Regions from separate parts of the Homo sapiens genome. Here region 1 is linked to region 2. The links are chromatin loops, found by intact Hi-C in ENCODE. Cell type or tissue: IMR-90. All regions are shown on one strand. Links, peaks and the distances in the headings refer to the core of each region. The heading gives the core; the rest is flanking DNA. Region 1 has its middle 290 kb from the start of LINC02719. Region 2 overlaps LOC105369474 (a long non-coding RNA gene).

Region 1 (7,843 bases), core at 1,239-5,238, 48 kb before region 2:
TAGACTTACTTAACACCACATTTTTCCTCATTATATAATTAATTGTGATGAGAGCCAGCAGGATGGGAGGCTTGTGGTGTGTGTTTGTTTGTGTGTGTGTGTGTGTGTTTGCTAGTGTGATGTAAATTATGAGTAGTTTAGGACATATTGAGCTTCAAGTGCCAGCAGCATTTTTTTAATAAAATTGTTCAGAAGGCATTTAAATTGGAAATGTGTTTCTTTTATTTTTTTAAATAGTCGCATAGAGTATACTAGAAACTGATTTTGAGAAACTAAGGATATAATAAGTGAACAACAAATGCTAGTTGAATGGTTTGAAATTAAGAGCTCTGTGTTTCAGAAAATAGAAATAGAGAAACAAAACTATTTAGAGTTAATTCAAGAGAAATCTATTCAGTCTTAGAGTCAAAACTCCTCAATAATTTCCACTTGTCTATTAAAAACTTTGAATCCTTAGCCCAGCATTCAAGATCCTCAGTTAGCTGGCATTCTTTGCCATGTCTAACACTTACTTACTTAATTATCCTTAGCTCCAGCTGATCTGGAAATCTCATACCTCTATCTTTATGTTTTCAAATTCTCTCCTAAATCTAGAAATACTGATCTTTTCCAGACTCCAAATATCCAGTTCTCCTCCATCTATCGAAGGCCATATTTTCCACAAATATTTTCTTACTGATTCAAAATAAACTGTCTTATCTATCCCCTCTCTGAACTATCATAGTGATTGTATCTAAATATGGCAGAATCCCATCTTTCTGTGGGTAACCAATATTGATGACATAAATCTGTCATTCTCACAAATAGTTTATAAACTCTTCAAGAATAAGAAATCATTTGTGATTCCTCCATAGTTTCTGACATATGGTAGATATTTAATAAATGTTGGTTAAACGACCAGAAATATACCTGTTGCTCTGGACAAATAAAATTTGTGAGTTAAAAACTGATTTCTCAAACTCACTCTTAGATTTTTACCAGGATTATTATTAAATTATTTTATACCAATAATATCTATACCATAGCATTTTTTCAGAAAATAATGTTAGCCTCCATTTTGTTCAGAAGTAAACATATCCTAACTTTTTCAGTGCCTCAAGCATTTTTCAAGGTAGAGGCAGCCATGACTAATACACTGAGGTGAGTCAAGAAGAAAGCAAGACCCAGAACTTCAAGCCACATCAATTCAGTGGAGTTTTTAACAGACTGTATTTTTTTAAACCATGAATTTTGAAATATGCAATGCTATACCATTTCTTACTTAAATGGTTTCAGGTCAAATGTCTATAAGCTTTAATAGAAATTCTCCAAAAGCAGTAATACCATGTCCAGGGTTTTCAGTGGGTGTTCTCCATATTGTGGTGTGCTGCCCAGATATTCCCTTCAGGACAAAGGTACATATTCCCCCAGCTGCCAGGAGTATTGGCTCCTGGCAGTTCACACTTTTGTTTCTCCCTAGGAATTGCCATCAACCAAAGGGAGCTATGTTGCTCATGATGACATCCCATCCACCGTAGCAGCCTACATTCAATGACTGGTTGAAGTGGAAGAACCACAGCCCAGTTTGGGAAACTCTGAAGATCTATGCCAGCTTCAGAGCTCCTTGTGCAAACAGCCTCTGTTTTGTCATTGCACCAGAATTCAACTTCTTATACCCACTCCAGCTTCCCTCAATCCCTCATAATTTTTGCTCTTAGCACAAATACCAATATATTACTTGCATATGCATCGGCATCTCAAGTCTATTTCCAGGGAACCCAGCCTAAGACACGAAAGAATACCATGATTAAGTAGGCAATAAATAAATGTACTTTAAATACTCAAAGGTTTTAAATTGTTTTTTCATAGACCATATAAAGTTATTTATTTTTCTTAAAGTGCTGGAACAAGATAAACTGTAAATGTTTACTAAGGCGGTTTTCATGCATGGTATTCCAATTTTCAATTCATGACTCCTACACTACATAAGCAAAGCCTTCAGAAATGTCAAGTGATCAAATACGGCAGACACAGAACCTTCCAACTAGTGAACTGACATCTAGTCAAAATATGAAAAACCAAACTAGTGACATTGAATTTCACTCCAGGATATTCCAACATGAATAAAGATGCTAGCAATTTCTTCCCCAACAAAAATACATCAAGAAAACACAAACAGAAAAATTATCTTACTAAAAGCAAAGCTATCATAAAAATGTGAGAGGAATCTAATCAGGTTGTTTACTTATTTTCCATATTATCTGCTTCAACCCTCCAGCCTGTTTTTTGCTGAGTAACAGGCACCCATATTCTTCCCATTGCTAAATTCTATATGCCATTGTTGCGTGATTCTCCTCAATTTTTTGTTTTATTTATTTTTAGATGGAAGCAATTGGCAGCTGACTAATAACAATTTTCATATACTGCAAAACAATACATAATGAAGAGATTTTATGAAATTGTATAAAAACCCAGGAATACTTGACATTGTCATAGTGCAAAAAAAAGAGGTAATTTTTATTGACTCTAAGGAATTTAGAAATACATAATAATTATACTAGCTATTCATTTTAATAACAGTAAGATTATCAATAAAAGCTCTATCAAAAGATGGTAGAAAAACGAAATTTTTAATCCCAATACAATTTTGCTGCAAGCTGCCCTCATAGCAGAGGGTCAGTACTTGAATTATGATACAAAAGCTTGATGATTCATCAGGAAATTTACTTGGGAAAGCATGATTTATGAAAAAAAACTTTTCATTATATGTAAATGAATTTAAATGCTTCTTGGTAGTGCCTGTGTCATTTACGACATTTTATGACAAGCTCAGAAATACTCCTATGCAGTAGCATTGAAAGCACAATCACGTATATTTCAGCATATTTCCGATTCTGTTATATTAAAATATGTGAAAAACCGAGAAGAGAAAACTAGCAGAGAAGAAAGGGTACGATATTATACTGTTAAGGGTTTAATTTTAAAAATGACAATCCATTGATGAAAACAATAGTGCACTTGATGAACAAATAGATCACCTTCCTGTTACAGCCTGTGCTAAGGATTAACCAATTGCTCTTGCCAGGACTAAAATGAATATAGGTGTATGAGTTACAAGCTGGTGAAATTCAAAGATTTCTCTTCCCACTCAGGTAGTACTTTAGTGGAACTGTTAAATACCAGAAAAGAAAAAAAAATGCTGCACAACTAAGATGGAACAAAAAACTACACCATCCAGCACTGGCAAGCTGTGACTTAGGTGTTATGTGGCAGAGAACGTTTAGCAAATGGCGGAGGCCTGGTTCCATTGTGTTGCATATGGTGTGTTGCGTTGTGTTGCATTAATTCCCACTTTATAATTTTGATTTTGAGAAGGTAAAATAAGAAAGAGTAAATTCCCCAGGGTAATGAGTCTTCCTCCTCCCATCAACTGAGTAACAGAGTTGCTCAAAATTGCACTATACAAAAAAAAAATAATAAAAAAAAAATCACAACTGTGTGGCTGTGAGATGTTCAGTTTATCAAACTGGAACTACAGTTGACTCCCGATCTGATCTTTGTGTTTTCCATCAGTGAGTCCTAGTAACTTCCCCAGTTCCTCTGTAAACCGAGACCTCCTGGCTCGACAATATTTGGAGGAAAACACTGAAAACTCTGCTGCTGATTTCTACCCCTTGTGATTTAACATTCTGGCATTGGGCCAAAGAAGTCACCAGAAGGCAAATGTGATCCATGCATTAATAAGCATTGAGTCATGGCCACAATCTACATAGCAGGACAACTCCAAAATCTGAAGTCTTCCCTGTTCTATCCACCTTCACCTCTTCCCTCCCCCCTTCCCTCCTGACTAGTTCAGCAGCCTGCTGGCCAGTCTCACTGCCTCCATTGTCTCTACCTGCCTTCTAATTCATCCTGTACATTTTTATAGCTCTAATCATTTTGTAGCAGGATTTCATTTTGTACATTTATTCTTTTTCCTAGGAAATGAACTTCTTGAATGAAAAAGCTATATATTATTTACCTTTTAATTTTTGTTCTGTATAACCCAGGGCATAGAGAAGGGCAAAGTTCCTTAGAGTTGCCAGCAGTAACTAGGGAGTTGGGACCTGGATAAAATGCTGAAGAGGGAGAAAGTGAGATGACAGAGCAGGGAGCCCAGTCAGGAGCTCTGCCATATGTTTTCAGTGATTTGGGATAAGGTTCCCAAAGCCCTACATCTTACATCTTGGAGCCCAGGATAGACTGGACATTAAAAGAATTTATGTTAAATTAATGAATAAGTGGAGGAGTGATTTACCAATAGAAACTTTCCTATCAGGGGAATTAGTGTCATTTTCTAAAATGCTTGCACAATAAATAAATGCTTTCAATAATAAAGGAAGTATTATTATTGAAACGCATTTCATCTTAGACCAAAGGGGCCCAGTGTCTTCAGTTGGCACCCTGAGTATGCAAGCCTTACCAAATCCTTGTAACCAACGTCTTGTAGTTTCTTGAAGGCTACACAGAAACATAACTATCCTGTGTGTCATTCATTTAACAGAAGTCAATATATTTGCTGATTTGGTGCAAAGTATAAGTGGAAGGTAATTGATTCATGTTTATTTCTTCTCCCAAAATTTGCTTCTCAAAAGGGTTTTAGTTCTGTCATCATGACATGGCCCCTTCCTACTTGGTTTCCATCCTCATCTTTGCTACGCCCCCAAATACCTACATCTCAGCCATTCTAAACTAAAACTTCCAGAGTACGTCTCGACCCACTCACTTCTCAGCCTAGAAAACCTTTCTCTGCTTAATTATTCGCAGATTAAGCATCATATCACCTGTAAGGTGATCAGCATCTGTGACTGACTAGGCAGGTTTAGGAGACATTCCCCTCTGCGTTATCACACCGGGTACTGTGTGTTTATTGTAGTGCTTTTCACACTGTACTGGGCTTACTGTGTATTTGTCTTCCACGCCTACTAGAATGTAAGATTCTTGATGCTAAATATTATGTCTATCATGTTGGCATTTTCAGCCTGTGGCATTTTTAAGAGTGTACTAAAAAATATTTATTAAATATATGATTCAGTGAATGGTCCCAAATAATTCATTTTGGAAATTTTTAATAGCAGACATCTTTAACGGAACTTAAGAGATAGTGGTGTCAGGGGATGCCAAAGGTGCCTTTTGTAGTCCATCCCTTCCACCAACATCTAAAGGCTGACCTCCTTCTCAACCAGGAAAACTCATTACTTCCTGATACCTGCAGACTCCACTTGGCTCAGATTCAGTGTGCAAAACAGTTTATAGCTGACCTATTTCATTTTTCTGTTTGTCATGGGCTTCTTACCAGCCAGTGAAAGATACTCACTTTAAAAAACTAAGTGATAGGCTGGGTGCAGTGGCTCACGCCTGTAATCCCAGGACTTTGAGGCTGAGACAGGTGGATCATGAGGTCAGGGGATCGAGACCATCCTGGCCAACATGGTGAAACCCCGTCTCTACTAAAAATACAAAAATTAGCTGGGTGTAGGGGCGCATGCTTGTAATCCCAGCTACTTGGGAGGCTGAGGCACAAGAATCGCTGGAACCCAGGAGGCAGAGGTTGCACTGAGCCGAGATCACGCCAATACACTCCAGTCTGGCGACAGAGCAAGACTCCATCTCAAAAAAAAAAAACAAACAAAAACAAACAAAACAAAACTAAGTGATATTACACAGCAGTTCACCAAAACTATTTTTCCCAATTTTTGACTAATTAATGTGAACAAGGCTGGCTTACCTCCCCTGTAACAAGAAAAATATTATGTACTAGAGATAATATTATTATTTGGTCTCACTTGTGTCTAGTACAGTGCTGGGCACCCAGTGAATTTCTGAAATAGAAACAGATTGGCTAGCTAATCCCTGCACGGCTGAGCTATGGGATTCAGGAATACCTGGGGCATTGAAATCTGATATCTCCCAGCACATTCAACAGACTCTGAATTCCAGATGAACCAGGCCACCTCTGAGAGCACACACTGAATGATGCAGCCATCTGGAAACTGACTTTTTAATTTCTCTGTGCAGTAGAGGTGAAATGAAAGTTCAGCTACAAATTTAAATGCTTTTAATATGATTAGAGGCTATTAAATATTTAAGTGTGAATTAAACTGATATTTGTGTAGTGACAAGTAGAGTATTGAAACCAGGGAAATGATCCCTGGTTTCTATCTCAGATAAATCTTGTCTCTGGCTTCACTGTATAGGAATTCAGAGGCAAACCAAGGATTTAAAAGTATGTCCTAATTCTTCAGATGAACAATACCATCTATAAATTGGATAAAAGGATTTGAAGACTTTAATATGTGACTAACTCTTCCATCTATATACTGGAAATTAGGAGTTAATGACTTTGAGGCCTGGGAAGTAAAATAGCAGACACATACATGATGACACCCACAAGAACTGAGAAAATTTTTTAAAAGAATATTTTTTTCTTCTCCTTCCTACCCTCAAAACCATGGTGTCTTGTGCCCAGGAGCTAATCTGCTAAACCAAAAGTTTATTGTCAGAAGGCTGCTTCTCACATACAGTGTGCTTTTCCCATCTTCATAACTTGGCTTTGGCTCTTTCCTCTCCACAGAATGCTCTTCTGGTATATTCTTTCACTCCCTGTTGTTCTTGATAACTTCCACTTCATCTGCTAGCCTTAGTCCAGTTGTCTTCTTCTGCAGGCATCTTCTGGTGATTCCTCCTCCAGGCTCGTACAGCATGGGGAACATAGAACTGGCTTCATGTGCGGCAATAATATTTTGTTACTATGCATTTTTGTAAGGTTCTCTTTGATCTCTTTGATGCAGGGACTCTCTCAGGTTCATCTTTGTATCCCTATTACTTAGCACAGTGTTTCACACACAGTAGATGCTCAATAAACAGTTGCTGAATTGGACAACACAAAATTTCCCATTACCTTTCATGTCTTTCCTTCACTGCTACTTTTCTCTTCATTAGAGCCTCTTTCTTCAGGGTGCAGTAATCAGTTGTGGACCCTGAGTTCCAAAACACCCATCAAAACTGCTAACAGGCCATGTCCTGTCAGTGAGCCCTGCTTCTGGCTCATCTCATGCACATTCTCATCACACCAATGAGAACCTTAACACTCTCCTTGTTGACAGCCTTGATTTTGTAGATGGCCAGAGGGTTCAGCACTTACTCATAAAAAGTCACCCAGCCAGTTGGTGACACTACTGAATAGAGAGCCTAGTTATACCATTTTTAATTTTAAACTCTTCACACTTTCCACCTTGTTTTTTTTTGTATTCCATTTTATCAAGACTGGTTGGATTATTTAATATATGATGAACTAATCCATACAAAAAGGTAGACTACTCCAACAGAAATAATACTTCTCGAATGGTGGAAATATCAGTCACCAAGACAAAAATTATATAAAGATACTGATAGGTGATGATGCCCTTAAATCACTCCAAGTATGCAAATTCCTACTTTATCTACACCTAACATCGTTTTGTATTTACTAATACCTTGATGAGGATGCATGCCAAAGACATTGTGTGCTTCTCTGGGGAGGTTGAGTTTGGAAACCATAGATTTAAAAATAGCCAGGAAGTGACTTGCAAAAATATCCTGAAGCACCAAAAGAGATCTTCAAGCAAAAGGACCTCATTTTCTGAAGAGGTTACTGTTTAGCTTCAACAGTCTGAAGGCAATGAAATGCCAGAAATGCTGGCCAACACTGGGAATAATAAAGTAGAAGAATTTCAACAAGTTAGGAAACTGGTTCTTTTGTCCTAGGAGTACCAAGGAAATCAAGACATAATGCGTAAAGCTGAAAGTGCTGACATTGTACTTTTTATTTCTCTTCCTGTTTGTT
Region 2 (7,843 bases), core at 1,323-5,322:
ATCCCACTGTCTTCAACCACATTTTTGACCAGGGTTTGCCTTTCTCCATCAACCTTTAGACTGATTGTTTGTTTGACTTAACTATTTTGCTCTAGATTTTACTCACTTCTACTCTGGATACCCCATTTAGTCCTTCCCTTAGTACCACTCCCTAGAGTGAGCTGCCATTTCTGACCCAATTCAATTCCAAGCCCAGAGTTCCGAAGCCTGGCTGGAGTCAGAGCACTGCTCTTTCCCTCCTCATCCTTGACTGGGCAATTGAAATAAAATTAGCATAACGGGGGATTCCGACCACCAGAAACTGTCAAAAAAAAAATTTTACTCTGAAAAAAAAGGTGATTTAGTCCTGTATTTAAACATTCATAACAACTTTCACAAAGTATTTCTCTGTTTGAAAAATAGATTTTCACATGTCACATTTTTAAAGTGTATTTTCCTCTCTCTAAGCATAAGATAGTTTTTAATGAATTGAACAGCTATTTTTTCTAATTAGCTACAAGTCTGCTTCCTTAAAATTGCATGTGAGCAAGTGAGTGGTAATGGATGGTGCTTGAGTGATCTTATAATGGCAACACGCCTTGACCTGGGAGGCCTAAGGCTGCTTTAGAGTCTCAGAGTTTCAGATGGAATGATCTGATATGAGGAAGATAGGGTGAAGCAACTGCTGTGGAGGCTGACTTAAATTAGACTGCAGAAGTTAAGAAAGAAATGTTCTGATTACTGGGAAGTATCTGCACTGTGGCATCACTGTCATATTTTTAACCAGTCATGACAGGTAGTTATTATATTTTAAGTTTCAAATTTCCTCAATTCCTATTATTGCTAAATCACACCTTAATAAAGTCTCTCAAGATGGGTTAGACAGGTGTGATCCAAAGAAATACACCATCAAAATGTAAGAGGTAAAAATTCTTTAGTCTTTGCCTCTACATAGAAAATAGCAAAACAATAAAAAAAAAAGCCACAAAATAACCACACCTCATCTGCTCTTTTGATCTCACTTGGCCACTGTACGTTAGAAACCTGTGAGGCAGAAAGTGGGAGTGGGGGGAAGGGGGGGTCTCTGTGTAACACTTAGAGAGATCTTGAACAGCTTCCTAAGCAAATGGTGACATAAAGTCCCCAGTGAGGTGAGCAGAGGAGCTACCAATTTCCCAGGGACAACCATCTTGAAAGAGAGCCTTCCTTCTTTAACTGACAGCATGGGGCGCTGGTAAGTTATGGTTTTGGTTACTTAAGCAAGCCAGGAGTCACTTGGAGTCCAACATTCAATCATAACTAGACTTTAGTGGAATTTATAACATAAAGAACTACAGGCAGGTTATCAATGCTCCTCTAACTACCCAATCATATTCAAACTTGGTGGCAATTTCTCGTAAGCAAATTTTGATATGTGTGATATGAGACTAATTGGGAAAGTTGGTAAATTTAGGATTGGTAGAAAGAAATGGATTTTTCACCCCTTCTAGTGACTCAGGGGCTCTTGGTTTAAGCAGTGTTTTCCCTTTATGGATTAATTTACATAAATCAGCAGGCAAGACCCTCTTTGAACAAATAATCTACAGGATGATGCAATCAAACAACAGTTGTCTCTATGATTCTGTACTTCTCCTCTTATCAAAGAAAAGGCAAAGCCTGCAGAAGACTCTCACTGGGAGGAGACAATTGCCGTAACTGAAAAGAGAATGCCAGACTGGAAGGGGTTTCCCGTGATTGAGTGAGGGTGAGGAGGAGGAGGACAGGAAAGGAGAGATAAAGCAGTAACAAGGCAGATGCACAGAGCCAAGGTCTTTAGAGGAATAGGTATCAGAAATGAGAAGGGGAATCAATGCTAGGAAAAGCAGTCATATACAGGGGGAACAGACCAGAGAGACCACTAGGAAGCTGCAGGTAAGGTTTCAGTGTTCTGCAACAGAAGGAGGACCAATGAAAGAATTAGGAGCCAGAGATAGGTACCTGAGGGTGGGGTTGATAAAGACAGAAACGGTAGGATGATTATCTGACTGCAGCCACCTGTTTTCTTTCCAACCCAGGCTCATTTTACATAGGCAGTACTCCTTAATTTCTACCTGGCAGAGAATTATTTTCAAAAAGAACTAACATAAATACAATACGTATATATTATATTACAAAAATATTACATATTCACATAGATAAATATAAAAAGCTTAGAAAAGAGAAGACAGAGATTTTCATCCAATATACTGAAGTCTTTTTAGGAAACATAAGATCGGCCAAATAAGAAAAAGAAGATCCTCCCAGCTCAGACCTACAGAGAGAATAATGATGAATGCTGGGGGCGAGGAAGCATCAACCATGTTATCTTTTCAAACTGAATGCTGCACACTCTGTTAAATGAAGGGGTGGAGGGGCAGATGTTGCTACACGGAACATATAGATGGCTTTAAGAAATTCTTATAGAGAAGAGTTTTATGAACAGGACTTCCCAAATGTTTAGCTTCTTTCTCCTCTCCCTACCCTGCTCTGATTATTTTTATTAGATTTTTAAATATCTATATGGAGTTTTTTAGTATTAGATTGCTCTGCTGTAATCTTCTACCATTCTCTACACTCAAAGACCCGAAAAAACCTCCAGTGCAAGTGAGAGAGAAATTGGTTTCATTACTTTTTTCTCAACCATCCTGTAAATCATCAGTGTAGGTAACTGCAGTAATTTCCAGCCTAGCATGTACCTTTTTCCTGTGTGATAGGATTAAAACCTAGTCTGTCATGCTACCCTGTTATAGTTTATAGATTGAATTTATCCCTTCACTATCTGCATTTGATTAAACACTATTTCCATTTTAGTTCTGACTAGATCTCTTTTCCTTTGCTATCTCACAAGGGATTTTGCAACACAACTCTTTTTTATTGTTGGGTAAGTATAGGGTTATTTCTGGAATGTAGCATGCTATAGAACTTATAATTTTTATGTGTTATATATTTCTAACTTCTTTTAAAAAATGGATATCTCCCTTGTTTTATGATAAAAATAGAAGTTTTGGGAAAAAATGAGAAAATGATTTGTTTGATCTCTTTAAATGACTTGAGAAGGTTTTAAATTGTGCCAAAAGGCCAGGTGCGGTGGCTCATGCTTGTAATCCCAGCACTTTGGGAGGCCAGGGCAGATGGATCACGAGGTCAAGAGATTGAGACCATCCTGGCCAACATGGTGAAACCTGTCTCTACTAAAAGTACAAAAATTAGCTGGGTGTGGGGGCATGTGCCTGTAGTCCCTGCTATTCGGGAGGCTGAGGCAGGAGAATCTCTTGAACCCAGGAGGTGGAGGTTGCAGTGAGCCAAGATCGTGCCACTGCACTCCAGCCTGGCAACAGAGCGAGACTCCATCTCAAAAAAAATTTAAAAAAAAATTGTGCCAATAAATCTTCCTTTCCTAATGTTCAGCATCAATCTGAAAAACAATATTATGATGCAGAAATAGGAACTTTCGGATTGATCCCTGAATGCAGGTTAGGTGAGTTTGGAATAACCATGCTACATTTCCCACTTAATATTAAAAAATATATATTTGTTTTGACTATTCCAGAATCCTATTTATAGAAATCAAAGTTAAGAATACCATTCAAATGAATTGGCCCCTCTTTTAAGAGGCAGGAAAATGTCCCAGTTGGCAATGCTGTTAGTGTCGATATCAATACTTCCAAAATGAAAACAATGGCAGAGCTGGGAAAAGAGGTCTCTTCAGCATTAGGCAGCATAACAGGAGGCCAGAATGAATCCTGTTTCCCTTTTTCATGTTTCTCTTGACTCTTTTGCACCTTTATAAAATGTCTTTGAAATACACTGTGGGATCAAATGTGTATCTCTCATGTTTACCATGCCTTATTTCAAAAGCCCAACTCCCTGTTTTGAAACATCTCCCTTCAAATAACACCTCCTCTTCTAAACAGCCCAGGAAATGTACACTATGCATAGGCAAGATCCCCTCCATCTCTGCTTCACTCTATTCTACTCAGATATGCTCATATCCCCAAAGCACTTAATATAAGGCTGTAGAAATGCAAGTTGTCTGGAAAGAGAAAAGTGCACAACAATCCTTAAATCTTTACATTTCAGAGGAAGACAATACATTTTGCAATAGTTTCTATTTTCATTAGCCATAAAATTTTCCAAAAAATAGAAAAACCAGAAGATGTGGATGTATGCCTCATTTTGGTCACCAGGAAACTAGCAGGAGCCTTCATCATAAATTCTTTAAGAGGGATAGCCTATTCTCTAAATAATGTGCCTAGTCTACGGGGAATTTTGCTCCAGTGTTGCTCATCATAACTTTCTCTGAGTGTGAAGGTCCTATTTGTCTTTCGTTTCCATTACATTGACCCTGTTCCACTAGAAACAATGGCCTAAGTACTGTTCCAGACACCAGAGCTGAAAACGTGTCTATTTTTCCCTTTGGTGAAGGTTTGATGGGGCCTCTCACAGTCAACTTTGGATATGTAAAATTGGATATGCCTATTAAATGTCAACTGGATGTGTTGAGGTAGCTGGATACCTTCTTGTATGGCAAAAATATTCATTCATGTATAATTCTTGCATTAAATATTTGCTAATCATCTACCACAAGCCAAGTAACATTTTAAACATTCTTCTGCTCTTGTAGAGGTTTAAATTCTAGGGGGATATCTAAAGTGCCCATCTCTTCCCTGTTTGTCCAGGACATCCACCAGTTTTAAAACTCAAAGTTCTGTGTTCTGGGCCCTCCCTTAGTCCTGGGCAAATTAAGATGGTCATCCTAGAGAGAATTTGTTTATCAACAGGACTTTTATAGAAAACAAGTCTTAAAACTCTGGTAGGGGAGCTCAGGAAGTCTTTTTCAGTAATAGTTTAAATTGATTGTTGTGGGAAAATCTCATAGGTACTGGCCCATGTGTACAAACCTCACTCTATAAAGAACACTGGCTTCCTTTAAACCCTAACTTTGTACCTGGCACTCACGGAGGGCTTGAGATAAAAATTTTTATTTTTATTTTTTTGAGATGAAGTATCACTCTTGTTGCCCAGGCTAGAGTGCAATGGCACGATCTCAGCTCACAGCAACCTCCGCCTCTCGGGTTCAAGCCATTCTCCTGCCTCAGCCTCTGCAGTAGCTGGGATTACAGGCATGTGCCACCATGCCCGGCTGATTTTGTATTTTTAGTAGAGATGGGGTTTCTCCATGTTGGTCAGGTTGGTCTTGAACCCCCAACCTCAGGTGATCTGCCCACCTCGGCCTCCCAAAGTGCTGGGATTACAGGTGTGAGCCACCATGCCCAGCTGAGATAAAATTTTAAATAAGAAAATTTCCTTTAAGTTCATCCTCTTAATCATCTTTTTACCTCCTTAAGTACATAATATTCCCACACCTCCATCTTTCCCAAGGCACCACCGTTTGGCCCCACAAGCCTCATTACTCTCCTCTAAGCCTTTGAACACAAAAGCTTTCTCCCTCCACATGGCAGCCTACTATCAATTCTTCCAGGCTCACATCATCTATTGCATCATTAGTGATGCCTTCTCCATTTCAGCGCACTCAAATGAATACCTATCTACATTCTGTTTTCATGGCAGTTTTTACTAGCTTTTATCAGAGTGGTGATTATACTTAAACATAATCATGTGTTTCTATATCTACTTCTAATATGTGAGTTCCTTCAGGCAGGAAAAATATATCCTTTACCTCTGTCTCCCCACCTGTATATAGAAAGTGTTTTGGACTTCTGTTTTCAAAAATGTGAAAACTGAACTGCCTAAAAGGCACCTGGAAAATGTTAAATAAACTATTACAGGCAGTATTTTAAATGCACGTTTCAGTTGTCAAGAAAGTAAGAGAAGTCCTCAGGGATCGGAAACAAAGAAGAAACTGAAAGAGTGGGAAGTGTGAAATAACACTGGGGTTATCGAGTCTCTCAGCCTCAGAAACCAAAGATTTTTAGGTTTCAATGGCCACTTAGGGACAGAAAAATCGGCCTTGGTTTTGAGCAATGTGGGGAGTTGGAACTGATATGCCTGAAAAGTTTCTCAACCCTTGAAGCGTTATAACTTCATGAAAAGGTGGAAAAGAAAATTCATCCACCACCAATAGTTGAGGTATGAGAAGCCTGTCTGTTTAAACAGTGCAGTTGGTCATAAAAAGCATATATAGGCCTCTCTTGAGAATTAAAATTGTAGGCCTGTTCTTACCCAATTTTAACATATGCATTTATATTACCTATGGGATCTAGGAATCCCCAAACCAATAAATTAATCAAAAGAAACTTGTTACTTCTCTGACTTTATCTTTCCTCACTTAGTAATTTATCTTTATTTTTCCTCACTTAGACAGCATCCATGCTGTCTTCTTGCCTATTGCTCGAAAATACCAGCCATATTTGTTCTCTTCTCTCTCTTCTCATTCTCTTCTCTGTCTTGAATTTCTTTTCTGTATATGTGTACTGAAAATTTCCTTGCCCAATAAAACCTTTGCTAAAATGTCAGCTTCTCAATGAAGTCTTCTCTCACCACTCAATTTAAAATTGCAACCTATCCACTCCTTCTAATCTCCTAATCCTCATTCACTTTTTGCTGTTGTCCAAAAGACTTATCACCTTCTAAATAAAAAAAAAAAAAACTTACTTATTATCCACCCTCACTAGAACTTACCTAATACCCTCCACCCCACTAGATTGTGAGCTCAAGGAGGGCAGGAATTTTGTCTTTTATATTTGCTTATATATCTCAATCAACTGGAAAAGTGCCTTGTACATAACAGGTTCTCAGTATAAACATTTTAGTCAATGGAATGAAAGAATTGATAATAAGAGAATCCAGCAGAACCCAGTGTAAACCTTCTCTGAAGAATAAGACTCAAGTCTGACCTACAGGATTCACATGAATAAAGCCTCTTTGGACTAGTTGAAAATAAAATAAATTATAAATTAAATGAACAAATGACAACTGACCCCACATAGACCAGGTATAGATACTCTTATGTACTTCAGATAATGGAATCACTGGATACAGATATAAAACAAGCATGCTTATTGATTGAAGATATAAAATAAGGTCTTAATGGAAAAAGAATTGACATATTTTAAAAATAACTAAATGGTGATATAGAAAATGTATGACAAAATACCTAAACAGAGGAAAAACAGAAACACAAAGAGGAGGAAAATATGCCAGAGGTTTAGACTGACACAGTTAACAGAAATAAAAGTCCTAGGGCCGGGTGCAGTGGATCATGCCTGTAATCCCGGCACTTTGGGAAGCTAAGGCAGTTGGATTCCTTGAGGTCAGGAGTTCAAGAAATAAAAGTCTTAGTATTTGAATAAAGATAATTTCAGAAGGATGGAGCAGAGAAAATTTGGGAGCAGCACTTCTTGTAAAAATAATTGCAAGTTTTCTGGTGTTGATGAACTCAGATTCATGAAGCACAAAAAATGACAACCAGAAAAAACAGAACTAATCTATATCTAGACCCATCGACTGACATTGCACACCACCACTGACATAAAATTTATAAAAACAACCAGACTTCCAAAAAAGAGTAATAAATTGAGATAGTATTCTTCTTTCTAAATGGCAATATTAGAAGCCAAAAGATCATGGAATATTTTTAAAGTGTTAAAGAGAAAGTAATTATCAATCTGATTTAAAAGCAGAAAAACTATAACATATTTTTAAATGAGTAGAAATAAATACATTTTAAAATCAACCAAAGCTAAGAAAGAGTGATACTAACAGTTGTTTCTGAGTAACCCTCCAAAAGATATAATTAGAGAAACAGGATATTGAATCTATAAGTAAAATTTGAGGTACAAACTAGAATGATGAGCTAAGGAACAGTTTTTTTCAAAAATCCAAA

The links. Peaks named below come from ENCODE experiments on the same cell type or tissue, not always from the same donor. Only the 100,000 strongest peaks of a DNase experiment are listed, where the experiment ranks them.
Region 1: a loop joins it to region 2, with 5 times the contacts of the local background. A loop is called at or near these places in 4 of 110 quality-filtered maps.

Annotation. Positions count from the first base shown.
Region 1 is chr11:106,420,193-106,428,035 of GRCh38, reverse strand. No RefSeq gene overlaps it. Among named protein-coding and RNA genes, the nearest start is that of LINC02719, 290 kb to the right of the region's middle. In IMR-90, for the core only: no CTCF peak of the experiment used is centred there; a DNase peak (open chromatin) is centred at 3,705.
Region 2 is chr11:106,372,733-106,380,575 of GRCh38, reverse strand. The region is part of intron 2 of LOC105369474 (a long non-coding RNA gene); the gene reads right to left. Among named protein-coding and RNA genes, the nearest start is that of LINC02719, 240 kb to the right of the region's middle. In IMR-90, for the core only: no CTCF peak of the experiment used is centred there; no DNase peak of the experiment used is centred there.